2 separate regions of the Homo sapiens genome follow, and region 2 is linked to region 1. A link is a contact called in ENCODE Hi-C or POLR2A ChIA-PET data. All regions are on one chromosome and are shown on one strand. The core of a region is the stretch at or near the end of the contact, and the rest is flanking DNA. Distances in the headings are between cores, read along the strand shown. Region 1 overlaps SCAP (SREBF chaperone). Region 2 overlaps KLHL18 (kelch like family member 18).

Region 1 (6,781 bases), core at 3,430-5,929:
AGAGCTAGGGCTTTGTCCCCCAGCAGGGTCTTAGGAGCTTGGGTGGGGCCGGGGCTCTTCCCACTTTCAGCCCCTTCCTGGGTTAGGGTTCCTAAAAGGTGTACTGTGTCCATGACACTGGGAAGTGCTTGTGCCTGTCCCTTTCCTTTGGTGAAACCAGGAGTTTTCCCTTCCTCGACTGTCAGGGCAACCTACTCCCGGGAGCCCCAGTGGGCCGGGGGCTGGGGGAGGGGCCGCCCTGATACGCCCTCTCTGCCCTCCAGGGAAGATCGACATGGTCAAGTCCAAGTGGGGGCTGGCCCTGGCTGCCGTGGTCACAGTGCTCAGCTCGCTGCTCATGTCTGTGGGACTCTGCACACTCTTCGGCCTGACGCCCACCCTCAATGGCGGGTAGGTCCCTAGCAGGCTCCACTGGGCCACAGGGTGGGCTCAGGCCAGAGAGCCTTGCACTTCTGGGTTCTTGGCCTTCCCTGGACTTTGCTGTGACCTCACGTCTTCACATTGTTGTTTTTGACATTTAAGAGGTACATTTTCTTCCTCTTCTTTGTCTGGCTTGTATTCATACTTGTGTTTGTATATAGCATATCTAGCTATAGTGAGTGTCCATATGTACAAAAGTGCATATTTGTGGGCTGGGTGTGTATATAAGGGGTGTGTGTTGGTATGTTTGTGTATACATGAGTATGTATTGCATGTGTGTAGTCGGATTTGTGTGTCTGTGTTTATGTATTCTATATACACACACCACACACACACTGCAGCTTGATGGCTTAAGCCACTGGAGGTGTGAGATAGAGAAGAGAACATTTTTTTTTTCATGATTAGAACATTTAAATGCCTAATGAAATAGGTCATTTTAGAGGAAGCTCTTTGGAAGATATGAGCACACTGTAATTTGTCGCCTTTTTCACTGATGTTTACTTTCCCCTTGCCACTCCTCTCTGAACCTTAGTCTGGAAGCCCTTCCCTCGGCTTGTCCTCAGGCTTTGATCTTGGCTCTGGCTAGGCCCGCCTGCCTGTCTATTAATGGTTATTAATGGATTATGGATTGGCCTGTCCACCACTTTGGCCCATCAGGCTGGTCGTATGAAAAGCGACGTCGTATTTTGTTTCTGGTAGTTTCGTTGCTCTTAGATACCTGCTCCCTTTCCTGAGCTTGACACTGTTAAACACCACCCTCCCCCATACCGTCTGCCATACCCTTCACAGGGCCCTCCCTTCCTTCGGCTCCAAAGCAGAGGTCCTGCAAGGTATAACTTGGCTGGCGTTCCTCGCACATAGACTTTCTTAGGGTTTGCTGCGGGGAGTGTGGGACAGTGGGCTCAGATAGCTGGTAGAGCTTTGTGTAGGAACAGTCGTTCTTCTCCACACACAGCTTCTCAACAAAGGTGAGTGGGCCTTCAGGATGGTTTCATCTCCTTGCATTTAGCTGTGATGGGTCCACCCAGAGTTACTGGTGTGGGTCTTGGCAGCAGTCATTGTCTTTAGCCAGCAGTCTTCTCCTGGGAAGGGCCAGCAGAAGTGTGGTCTAGCAGTGGCGCTGCACAGCTCTCCCTGAGGGGCCTCTTCCAGCCCTCCTGTGCTGGATGGCTAGAGACAGGATGGCTGCTGGCCCCTCTGCAAGGCTCTGGAGCCTGCCTGAAAGCTGAGTGCTGTGTAGATGCAGGTCTTGTTGGGTGAGGTGGACAAGGGAGGGTTTCTGCCCAGCACCTGTGGGAGTCACTCAGCAGCCCCCATGACAGGCTGGAAACCCCACAGCCTTCCTGAGGGCCCCAGTCTGTTGGGAACCACCACAACACTGTCCTCACCTTCTCCTTCTCTGTCCCCAGCGAGATTTTCCCCTACCTTGTGGTGGTTATTGGGTTAGAGAATGTGTTGGTGCTCACCAAGTCTGTGGTCTCAACCCCGGTAGACCTGGAGGTGAAGCTGCGGATCGCCCAAGGTAACGCAGTGGGAGAGTTGGGCAGAGGGCTGCAGGAGGGGCTGGAATGGGGCCTGTTCCTCTTGCTGTTAACGCTCTGTGAGCAAACAGAGCCCTTGAAATGTCCCTTGCTCTTGCCTCCGGCATAATATGCAGTGGGCCACTGGGCCCTGGCAGCTCTTGAGTGTGTGCCCTGGGGAGCCATGGGGCCATTGGACTGTACTTCGTCCTGGTTCATGTGTCAGTAAGAAAGTAAACCAGGCTGGGTGCCATGGCTCACACCTGTAATCCCAGCACTTTGGGAGGCTGAGGCAGGTGGATCACTTGAGCCCAGGAGTTCAAGACCAGCCTGGGCAACATGGTGAAACCCCATGTCTACAAAAGATAGAAAAATTAGCAGGGCATATTGGCATGCACCTGTGGTCCCACCTACTCAAGAGGCTGAGGTGGGAGGATTGCTTGAGCCTGGGAGGTCAAAGCTGCAGTGAGCCGTGATCACACCACTGCACTTCAGTGTGGGTGGGGCTTGTGTTTGGTGGTGGCTTTCTGTCTGGGGAGTTTAGCGCCTAGTATTTTCTCTTACTGCCTCACTCCAGCACACTAGGCCCAAGCCCCGGGGGCTGGCCATTTCAGAGACGCTGCCTTCACGGCTGCCAGAAAAGCTCCCTCTGGCCCTGCTGGTAGAAACTGGGGATCTGGGGTTCTAGGGAAAATGAGAAAAGGGAGAGCCTGGCCTTGGAGGCCTGGTCACTTGAGCCTCTTCTTCCTCGTCACCCCATGTCTGTGAGGAATGGGGCTGTAGGCAGCCGTCCATTCATCCAGACCTCTGTGAGCCTCTGTGATAAGCCAGGCCCTGTGCTGGATATGGAGTTAGGAAGAGATGGGGCGAAATTGTCCTTACCCAGTAAGAGCACAGAGCCTTAGACATGCGACAGTGTGATAGCGTGGGATCAGGGCTCACTACAGGAAGGGGCTTGAGGAAGAACGCAGCCAGGTCCTCTACCCGCCGAGTGCTTCTGCCATGTGGTTGATGGGCACACTGTCATGCTGGCCCGTGCAGACCAGACAAGAACCACATGCGGAGGTTGGATGTGGTTGTTGTGGGTGGCACTTGGCTTTCCTTGTGGATTTTCTCATCTCCACACTCTGCTTCTTCCCTCTTTTGATGATTATAGCTCTCCTCTGCACCCTCCAGGCTGTGAACACCCGTTCCCCGTAGCAGCTGTGTGGTGGTGATGGCCCCTTAAAGTCTGGGCATTAGCAGGACCCTGAGGGTTGGGGTGCTTTGGTGGAATGGCTCCTTCAAAGGGCTGGGGGGCCTTGCCATGCCTCTGCCACTCCGAGGCCCATGAGGTTGTGTGAGTCATGTCGCAGAGTGGCCATGTGTTGCCCTGTGCCCTGTTGCTGCCCTCTGCAGGCCTAAGCAGCGAGAGCTGGTCCATCATGAAGAACATGGCCACGGAGCTGGGCATCATCCTCATCGGCTACTTCACCCTAGTGCCCGCCATCCAGGTAAGGCCCCAAGGCCTGCCACCTGGATGAGCATGGAAGCAACTGCTGTGCTCCCCAGCTGTGCAGCCATGGGCAGGGTGCTCCCCTCTTCAGCACAGGCATCCTTGCTTCTGAGGTGGGACCTCTTTGCCTGGCAAGCAGATCACTACAGCACCCAGATGGCCCCTGGCATGCCTGGCTCAGAAGTGCTCAGCAAACCCTGGCTGGGTTCCCAGATTGAGCACCTAGCCAGGCAGACTCTGCCCTTGACCCTGTCTTCCTACCCCTCCCTGCCTGCTTCCCTTTCAGCCAAGTGGCAGGAGGAGGCTGCAAGGGCATGGCAGGAGCTGGGGACTGGCTGTGCAGTTTGTCACACCTGTTTCCCATTTTTGAGGGAGAAGCACCGTGGGGTTCCTAGACCCTTCCTCCGGTCTCCTCCCTTGGCCCTGGCCTGTGCCGCAGTCGCCAGACGCATGGCCTTGCCTGGCCTGACCAGTGGGAGGGCCACCACCCATTGCCCAGAGTGACCCTGCTCTTGGCAAAGTGCCCTCACTCAGCTGTGGGCTGTGAGCAGAGGTGGAGGTGGCCCTGCACTGAGCTGGAACCCCAGACTGATGCCAGCCATTCCAGAAGGAGTTGCAGGAAGGGGAGGATGCCATCTTTTCTCGCCCGTCTTTCCCCCAGGGCTGGCAGGCCAGCTGAGGGATGGGGGTGAGCAGAGAACAGATGGGCTGTGGGCTGCTTCTCCTGGAAAAACAGTAGTATCTGCAGGATAGGGTACAGTCTTGGGACGTTAGAGCTGAGACAACCACTGTGCCACTATCTGCACTCCATGGTCTTACCCCAGATCGGAGTAGCACTGTGGTGATGTGCTAGAGGTCTCAACACCGACATCTCAGAAAATTTTGTCTGCTGACAGAGCTTGGGGAGCAGAGAGCTCACCCTTTTTCAGTTTTAGAGAATTAATCCCTCTCTCTCTCTCTTCATTGTTCCGGGGCAGTTGCTGGCTGGGAACCTTTCTGAGAGCCCCTGAATCAGGCCTGGGCTCTAGCTGGGTTGGTGATGCATGAGCAGGGCGGGGGCTCAGTGGGGAAGGACTTTTTGGGGAGCAGGCTGGTGGGGCTTAGAGGTTTCCGGGTTGGATCAGGCCTTCAGTCCCCTCTAGAGGGACCGGAAGATTCAGGGAAGGTACTTCCCCTTCCCTTTCAGCCCTTTCTGAAGAAAGTGTGAGGGTTTCTTCTGCCCCCTGGTGGAGACGGGGTGAGCTGCTGCTGGTATGTGAGCTGAGGACCAACCAGCATCTCTCATCTCTGCTGTGCCCTGCCTGCTGCTGCCCTGCCGGTTATGAGGTGGCTGCAGTCCGGGTACTGCTCCTCTTGGGCTGGGACAGTGAGGTCACGGCACCCCCCCATCCCCATGTGCTCTGATTCCAGGAGTTCTGTCTCTTTGCTGTCGTGGGGCTGGTGTCTGACTTCTTCCTTCAGATGCTGTTTTTCACCACTGTCCTGTCCATTGACATTCGCCGGATGGAGGTAGGAGTGGGCTGAGCCCTGCCCTGCCCGCCTCCTCAGCCCTGGCTGTACTGAGGGAGTCCTGGGTGAGAAGGGTGTAGACCTCGGGCAGGACAGCGGTCCTGTGCGAGCAGCCTCTGGATGGTGGACTCAGGCCCTGACCACTGTGCCCCCAACAGCTAGCAGACCTGAACAAGCGACTGCCCCCTGAGGCCTGCCTGCCCTCAGCCAAGCCAGTGGGACAGCCAACGCGCTACGAGCGGCAGCTGGCTGTGAGGCCGTCCACACCCCACACCATCACGTTGCAGCCGTCTTCCTTCCGAAACCTGCGGCTCCCCAAGAGGCTGCGTGTTGTCTACTTCCTGGCCCGCACCCGCCTGGCACAGCGCCTCATCATGGTACCTGCCACCCCTGCCCTGCCCTGCCCTCTTCTGGAGGGCCGGTGCTCCAGGCCCCTTGTGGTGCTGCACTTGGCCTTAGAGTGGCAAAGGGTATTCCTCAGGCCCTGGTGGCCCCTGGAAGCCTGGCTCTGGGGAGTTGCCCGTTGTGTCCTCCCTGCCCAGACCCTAGTGGCTTCTGAGGAGATAAGCCTGTGGGAGAAGCAGCTCCAGGGTTCTCAGGTACAGGAGCCATCCTCTCCCCAGAGTGGCCCAGGACAGGAGCCTGTTAGTTGAGTGCTCTGGGATGGACCCACTTGTGGCCACCACATTGCCCTGGGTCGGGTTCATCGGCCGCTGCATGGTGTGCAGACACTGGAAAGTGCTGGGCAAAATCATTCACCAGCCGGGCTGGGCTGGCCTTGGGGCAGCAGTGCCTCTTCCAGGGAGCTGAACTGAGATGGGAGGAAGGCTGAGGCCCCCTGGGACTAGGACCTCTGGGGGACTCTGGAGCAGGTCAGGTTGCTGGCCCTCTGACCGTAGGAATGGTAGCAGCTTTCTGGCTCCAGCTGAGGTGGAGCTTAGGGGTGGGGACATTCTGTGTCAAACCTCAGGGTGCTTCAGTGTATTTCCAGGCCAAGAAACTCAGCCCCTAACTGTGGAAAGGCAAGCAGGCCCCTCCAGCAGCAAGTGTTGGCAGGTGTTAGCAGGAGGACTTGGAGAGGCAGGAGAAAAGGACGCAGTGGGGCCTGTGTCCTCTCTCCATCCCCAGGCCTGAGGTCCCTGTGCTGCTTCCTCTCAGCATGAGGGCTGAAGCTGCTGGGGGTTGGGGCCCATTCCTCCCACTGAGTACCCCCTGCCCCACTGCAGGCTGGCACCGTTGTCTGGATTGGCATCCTGGTATACACAGACCCAGCAGGGCTGCGCAACTACCTCGCTGCCCAGGTGACGGAACAGAGCCCATTGGGTGAGGGAGCCCTGGCTCCCATGCCCGTGCCTAGTGGCATGCTGCCCCCCAGCCACCCGGACCCTGCCTTCTCCATCTTCCCACCTGATGCCCCTAAGCTACCTGAGAACCAGACGTCGCCAGGCGAGTCACCTGAGCGTGGAGGTCCAGCAGAGGTTGTCCATGACAGCCCAGTCCCAGAGGTAACCTGGGGGCCTGAGGATGAGGAACTTTGGAGGAAATTGTCCTTCCGCCACTGGCCGACGCTCTTCAGCTATTACAACATCACACTGGCCAAGAGGTGAGCTGGGCCGTGCCAGGTGCCACCTCACTCGATGGTGTCAACTCACCATCCCCTTTCCCCAATGCAGGAGGCCCACAGGTTTGAATTATGCAAATAATTAAAACAGTTCATAAGGTTGTGAGGTGGGAACTGGTGGTTTAGGCAGCTATAACCCAAGAGAGGAGTCCCAGGTTGCTCTGAGGAGTCACTGGTGGCTGCCAGCCCTCACCAGAATGAGACCCACCCACCTGT
Region 2 (6,781 bases), core at 1,163-3,662, 97 kb after region 1:
AAAAATACAAAAATTAGCTGGGTGTGGTGGCACACGCCTGTAGCCCCAGCTGCTCCGGAGGCTGAGGCAGGAGAATCGCTTGAACCTGGGAGGTGGTGGTTGCAGTGAGCTGAGATCATGCCACTGCATTCCTGCCTGGGCGACAGAGCAAGACTCTGTCTCAAAAATAAATAAATAAATAAAAATACAAAAATTAGCCGGGCATGGTGGCAGGCACCTGTAATCCTGCTACTCCGGAGGCTGAGGCAGGAGAATGCTTGAGCTCGGGAGGCAGAGGTGGCAGTGAGCCGAGATCACGAAACTGCACTCCAGCCTGGGTGACAGAGTGAGACTCCATCTCAAAAAAAAAAAAAAGCAAGAAAATACACAGCTCCAGTGCTTGCCTAAAAGCAAGGAGGCCCATACATTTGAAGGCCGGAAATAGGGCCACCAGAAAAAGTCAACCCCAGCCTCAGGGGGAAAAAAAGCAGCGGGCTGAAGATGTAATAGACTGAGCAGCCTCAGGAACTGTGGCTTTAAGAACTCTGATGGCATTGTGGCTTCTCTGTGCTGTCACATATCTTTTCCACTGGTGCTCAGAATGGTTTTCCTCAAGTCGCTGGCAATCAAATCTTGAAAATGATGCACCCTCGGCTGGGCGTGGTGGCTCACGCCTGTAATCCCAGCACTTTGGGAGGCTGAGGCGGGCGGATCACAAGGTCAGGAGATCGAGACCATCCTGGCTAACATGGTGAAACCCCGTCTCTACTAAAAGTACAAAAAATTAGCCAGGCGTGGTGGCAGGCGCCTGTAGTCCCAGCTACTTGGGAGGCTGAGGCGAGAGAATGGCGTGAACACAGGAGGCGGAGCTTGCAGTGAGCCAAGATCGCGCCACTGCACTCCAGCCTGGGCAACAAGAGTGACACTCTGTCTCACAGAGCAAGGCTCCGCCTTAAAAAAAAAAAGAAAAAAAAGAAAATGATGCACCTTCAAGGGCACATACGAAGTGGGGAGCTGGGAGACACCATCACATTCTGTAGCGAGGCTCAGGGAGAATCATTCCAAGGAACAGAGACAATAATAGGAACTACTGGTGAGAAAACAGAAAGCAGGCCATGGCTCTGGAGTCTGTGGCAGGAAACAGGAGAGGTATAGGTTTAGGTCTCAGAAAGGGTCCTGAAGGGCTGAATGAAAAAATGTCAAAGATAGGCTCAAAACATCAGGTTTATGCGTAAGTACTTATTCCTAAAATGCTACTGGTGCATGCAAACCTGCACTGGCCTAAAAATGACTTTTCTTTTTTCTTTTTAGTTTTTAGAGACAGAGTCTTGCTCAGTTGCCCAAGCTGGAGTAAGGTGATTGTAACTCACTGCAGCCTTGGGCTCCTGGTTCAAGCAGTTCTCCCACCTTAGCCTCTCCAGTAGCTGGGACTATAGATGTGAGCCACTGCACTTGACTAATTAAAAAAATTTTTTTTTTGTAGAGACAGGGTCTTGCTCTGCCATACAGGCTGGTCTGGAAATCCTAACCTCAAGCAATCCTCCTGCCTTGGCCTCCCAAAATGCTGGGATTACAGCATGAACCACCTCATCTGGCCTAAAAATCACTTTTCTAAGCAACTTTTAGATAACAGTACTTTACAACATAGCCTGGATCCAGTGTTGACAGTGACAATCTCAAAAGCCCCCTAGGTGGAGCTGTTGTCCATTGGTGAAGATTCGAGGCTCGTCAACAATCCTTTCCAGGATTAATCCTACTTAGCCACAGAGTCATTTCAGCAGTGGTAAAGCCCAAGGCCTCCAAGCCTGGGGCTCTACCTTACAGAAAAAAAAAAAAAAAAAAAAAAAAAAGAAAGAAAGAAAAAGAAAAAAGGAAGTCATTTTCCAAGTTCTGTGGGAAAAAGAGGTGAACTAAGTCCAGTCTGTGTCTTAAAAAGCTCACAAACGAGCAGGAAAGATAGTGTGTGCTCCTCACATCTCCATATGCACCCTCTGGCCTGCCCCAGAAGGCATCCCACAGCAGGGACAAGGTTGGTTCCGCAGCTTTACTCTTACTACAAGGTCTTTATAAAACTGCGAACAGCACCACTTACCTCAGGATGAAACCCTTTACCCAGTGTTCAGCAGATGAGCTCCCCACTAAATCTTAGGCATCATTACCACGGTTATTTGATTAGCTGTACACACAGCAGTACTCAGTGTGATGACCATGAGCACCGTGTGGGCAGGATATGAACAGACAGCGGGTGTGGTCCATAAGCTGCTAACTGAACTGGATAGGTGGAGTGAGAATAGGGGAGGGGAGGTCAGCTCCATGAGGGGATGAGGTTCGGAGGGCAGATCTGAGTCAGGAGGAATGCTGACAGACCAGATACCTAGTGATCAGAGTAGGCTCAGGTGAAGGCTGGGTGTGTGAAGCACCATAGACACAGGGGTGCTGTTTGGGGTCCTCCTGCCTGTCTGTGGCCCAGCACTAACCCACATCCCCAAGCCTCTGCTGGTTAAAAGGCCTTTACCTTATGACTAAGAGCTCTGGCTCTTGAGGGGGAGGGAGAGCCTTCTTAACTGCTCAGGCAGAAGGTCACAGGAGACCCACGAGGCCTACTGCCAAGCACTGGAAATAGGTGGGGGTATAATCCATGGTCCCAACCATAAAAGTGCATACAATGATAGTTCCCAATGGACTAAGGAGGATAGAGAATTCCAGTAAGTGAAATTTGGGTAGGCTCTTAAATAACTGAAGTATGAAAAGGAAGGTCAAGAAATTCAAAGAGGGCTGGGAGCAGTGGCTTATGCCTGTAATCCAAGCACTTTGGGAGACCAAGGTGGGCAGAGTTTGAGACCAGCCTGGGCAACATGGCAAAACCACATCTCTACCAAAAAAATTACAAAAATTAGCCAGGTGTGGTGGCACGTGCCTGTAGTTCCAGCTACTCGGGAGGCTGAGGTGGGAGGATTGCTGGAACATGGGAGGCAGAGGTTGCAGTGAGGCGAGATCATACCACTGCACTCCAGCCTGGGTGACAGAGCAAGATCCTGTCTTGAAAAAAAAAAAGAAAAGAAAAGAAATTCAGAGAGCAAAGTACCTAAACAAAGATGGAGATGGCTATGGAACAGTAGAGGAGCACTGCACAAATCAGTTTGGTGAGAAATCAGCTAAATTAGTGGCTGGTGAGATCGGAGGGGGAGGAACAGAAGATGTACATGTCAAGCCAAGGGAAAGGGCAGGCTGGACTATGTAAATCATGTTCTGAAAAAATTCATCTCAAAGAAGTGGGCACTGCTACAAACTGATTTCAAGAAATGTAAGTGCTGCAGAATAACCTTTCCAGCTCACTCCCTTCATAAACCTATATATGGTCCCAAGAACTCAGCAAACTGGCAGAAGATTCCAGAAATGAAATAGTCATGTTCTCCACCAGGCCCACCACATCACCTCACCGTTCTCGAAGGAATGTGCAGCAGGCGTCTTTGATGCTCTGCAGCTGCAGGAAGCTCGCCCCCATCAGCAATGACTGGACATTTTGCTGGTCAATGGCAAGGTTGCCGTTGTAGGCAAAGTTGATCAGAGCCTCCAGGGCACTAGAGGAAAGAGGGAAAGCTGTGAGGTGCTTTCAGAGACGAGTCTTGGCCCACGGGAGACTCAGGCCCTAACTGAACTGACATTACTTAGCCCAGGCCCTTTGAGAATCTATCTAATGGAGTAACTACTTCACCACAGCCTAAAACTCATTCTACCAAGTTGTCTTCATTGCCCTACAGAAAATTCTAAAAAAGAGAACACAATCACCTACAATTTCACTACTGAAAAAGTCAACAGCGGTCATTTTTCTACATTCATTTTTAGTCCTTGATCGCCAACATGCATGAATTATATGGATATAATCATAAAATACTTATCAAGCCTTTCCCATGTTGGTACACTGTCTTCATGTTTATTGTTTTTAGTGGCTGCTATATAATATTTCAACATGCAAATATGCTATCATTTATTTCCTTTATTGGTAAGCATAATAGCCATTACCATCTTATTGCTGTTAGAACGTTTTTGAATTATTTCTTTGGGGTAAATTTCTAGAATGAGATTTCTGACATTTTTTCTGCTTTCAATTCACACTGAAAATGAAATCCAAATTCCAGCTATAAGGCTGTATGTGCTCTGGTCCCTCTCCATCTATCTATCCTCCTCACCTCCACTTTCTCCCTTTCTTACTTGATTCCAACATTCTGGACATATTCTTACCTCAGGGCCTTTGCAATGACTGCTCCCTGTTTGGAGGGCTCTTCCCCCAGATGGCTCATTCCCTCACTTCAATTAAGATGTCTCAGCTCAAATGCCACCCCATGACAGGTGCCTTCCCTGATCACCTGAAAATAGCACAGACTCCACCATCCTTCACTAGCCTTTACTCTGCTTTACTTTTCTCATATCACTTTCACTCTTAGCCATACCATGCATGTATTTGGTGACTGCCAAATCACTACTAGAAAGCTGGCAGAAGCCGGGCGCAGTGGCTCACGCCTGTAATCCCAGCACTTTAAGAGGCCGAGGCGGGCGGATCACCTGAGGTCAGGAGCTCGAGACCAGCCTAACCAACATGGCAAAACCCTGTGTCTACTAAAAATACAAAAATTAGCCGGGCGTGGTGGCATGAGCCTGTAGTCCCAGCTACTTGAGAGGCTGAGGGAGAAGAATCGCTTGAATCCAAGAGGCGGAGGTTGTTGCAGTGAACAGAGATCATGTCATTGCATTCTAGCCTGGGCGACAGAGTGAGATTCCATCTCAAAAAAAAAAAAACAAAACAAAACAAAACAAAAAAAAAAAACGGCAGGTGCCTGTAATCCTAGCTACTCATGGGAGGCTGAGGCAGTAGAACTGCTTGAACCTGGGAGGTGGAGGTTGCAGTGAGCCCAGATCACACCACTGCACTCCAGCCTGGGTGCCAAGAGTGAGACTCCATTGCCTCCCCCTCCACTCCCCCCAAAAAAAAGGTTGGCAGAATGAGAAGAGGTGCTGTTTTCTCACTGCTATACCTCAGATATTTGATAGAGCTGTGCTCATCATGGATGTTCAGGCAATCTCTGTTAAATGAAGCCCCTGGACTATTCATGGGACGAGCATGCCTCCTTCAGACACACACCTCAGAGAATAGGAGGGCACAACTGCCCTTGGACACCTTACTTCTACGTCTTTCCTCATAAGTAACTGGCCTAAGATTTCTTTCTTTCTTTTTCAAGAGTCAAGGTCTCACTCTGTTGCCCAGGCTGGAGTGTAGTGGTGTGATCACAGCTCGCGGCAGCCTTGACTTCCTCGGCTCACCTCCTACCTCAGCTTTCTAAGTAGCTGAGACTACAGGTGTGCACCACCATGCCCAGCTAATTAAAAACAATTTTTTTTTATAAAGATGTGGTTTATGTTGTCCAGGCTGGTCTTGAACTCCTAGCCTCAAGCAATCCTCCCGCCTTGACCTCCCAAATTGTTTGGATTTCAGGTGTGAGCCACCTTGCCTGGCCTGACCTGAGATTTCTACCTTGCCATGGGTATATAAATCCTCTTCCGGTATTGGGGCACTTTGATCATCTAGAGGGTAACACACAGTCTCCTAGCTCTTTTCCCCCTAGTTGTCACCACTGTCAGATTAAGAGGTTGGGCAATAACTGACTACCAGCTAAGGGGATAACCTTGGGCTTGATCTCCTTGAGCTTCAATTTTCTGAACCATGAAATAACCATAAGATCTGCCACCTTCTAAACCTGTGTTGTCTAATATAGTAGCCATTAGCCACATGTGACTATTTAACTTTAAAATTAAATTGATTAAAATTAAACAAAATTTAAAATTCAGTTCTTCAGTCCCACTAGTCGTATTTCGAGTGCTCAATAGCCATCTGTGTCTAGTGGCTACCATTTTGGGCAATACAAATAGAAAGAACATTTGCATCACTGCAGAAACCTCCAGTGGACAACACTGTTCTAGACTGATAAGAAGGGATGTAAATGAAGACACTTATTTGAAGAACTGTTTTGTCAGCTAAAATGACTAGCCCAGAAAAGTGCAGAGAATAATATACCACCACTCTTAAACCCAGCCCCAGTCAAAAAAAAAAAAAAAAATCATGGAGTCTAGGTCCTATTAAATGTATTTCTCTTATAGTAAGGTAAAAACAGCCCCATCAAAACTCCCTTCATTTTAACCCTATCTCAGACCACTGGCCCAGGTTCTAATCTGCTTATTAATCACTTATTATTTGTGTAGAGCTAGGCTATTAGACACTGTGTCCTGCTGCAGGTCCTCAACGGAACCGTGCACAGGCTGAAACTGCACTTGGAAAGCAGCCTGCGAAACCTAATGGTGGGATTCAGTACCTTGGGTCCATTCCTTGCATTACAATCTCATCCTGCTTGCACTCCATCATGTCATTTGTAAACATAGCATGGAAATACGGGATCGAGGCTGCTAAGACAATCCGGTGGGCACTGAATTTGTGGTCCCCAATCTGTGGGCAAAGTAAAATACAAAGACAGATATTGAGGAATGCAAAACAAAAACAAACAAACAAAAAAACCCACCCTGCCCCTCCGCCCGGCTCCACAGCATACCCCACTGCCCACTGCAAAGGCGGTGAAGGCATCCCAGGGCATGGAGGCCAAGGCTTAGCATGATGACCCTGAAGTATTTTAAATGCAATATACTCAGTTACAGTAGAAGAATGTAAACAATACATTTTAATGAAGCGTTAAAACAGCTAAAAAATTTAAGCCTGAATGGTTTCATGTAATCGTTTTTACTTATATGGTAGTCT

What was found. Hi-C counts contacts between places; a loop is a spot of excess contacts on that map. ChIA-PET counts read pairs that join two places held with the same protein, here RNA polymerase II (POLR2A). Pooled maps may share reads with other maps.
Region 2: a pooled map shows a loop between it and region 1 (2.2-fold over the local background). The contact joins two enhancer-like sites. A Hi-C loop is called at or near these places in 1 of 50 pooled maps. POLR2A ChIA-PET finds 5 or more read pairs at or near these places in 2 of 52 experiments (CD4-positive, alpha-beta T cell and activated CD4-positive, alpha-beta T cell).

What each region holds. Positions count from the first base shown.
Region 1 is chr3:47,419,094-47,425,874 of GRCh38, reverse strand. It overlaps SCAP (SREBF chaperone), which reads left to right. Exons shown (of 23, transcript NM_012235.4): 8 at 264-390; 9 at 1,830-1,942; 10 at 3,339-3,433; 11 at 4,846-4,944; 12 at 5,103-5,321; 13 at 6,171-6,547. Among named protein-coding and RNA genes, the nearest start is that of PTPN23-DT, 41 kb to the right of the region's middle. RefSeq lists an enhancer at 4,314-4,363. Within about 2 kb of position 4,679, at least 22 of the 41 ENCODE cell types and tissues checked have a DNase peak (open chromatin) inside an H3K27ac peak, as active enhancers do.
Region 2 is chr3:47,319,347-47,326,127 of GRCh38, reverse strand. It overlaps KLHL18 (kelch like family member 18), which reads right to left. Exons shown (of 10, transcript NM_025010.5): 2 at 6,345-6,475; 3 at 3,420-3,560. Among named protein-coding and RNA genes, the nearest start is that of KLHL18, 40 kb to the right of the region's middle. RefSeq lists a silencer at 2,115-2,409. Within about 2 kb of position 2,412, at least 5 of the 41 ENCODE cell types and tissues checked have a DNase peak (open chromatin) inside an H3K27ac peak, as active enhancers do.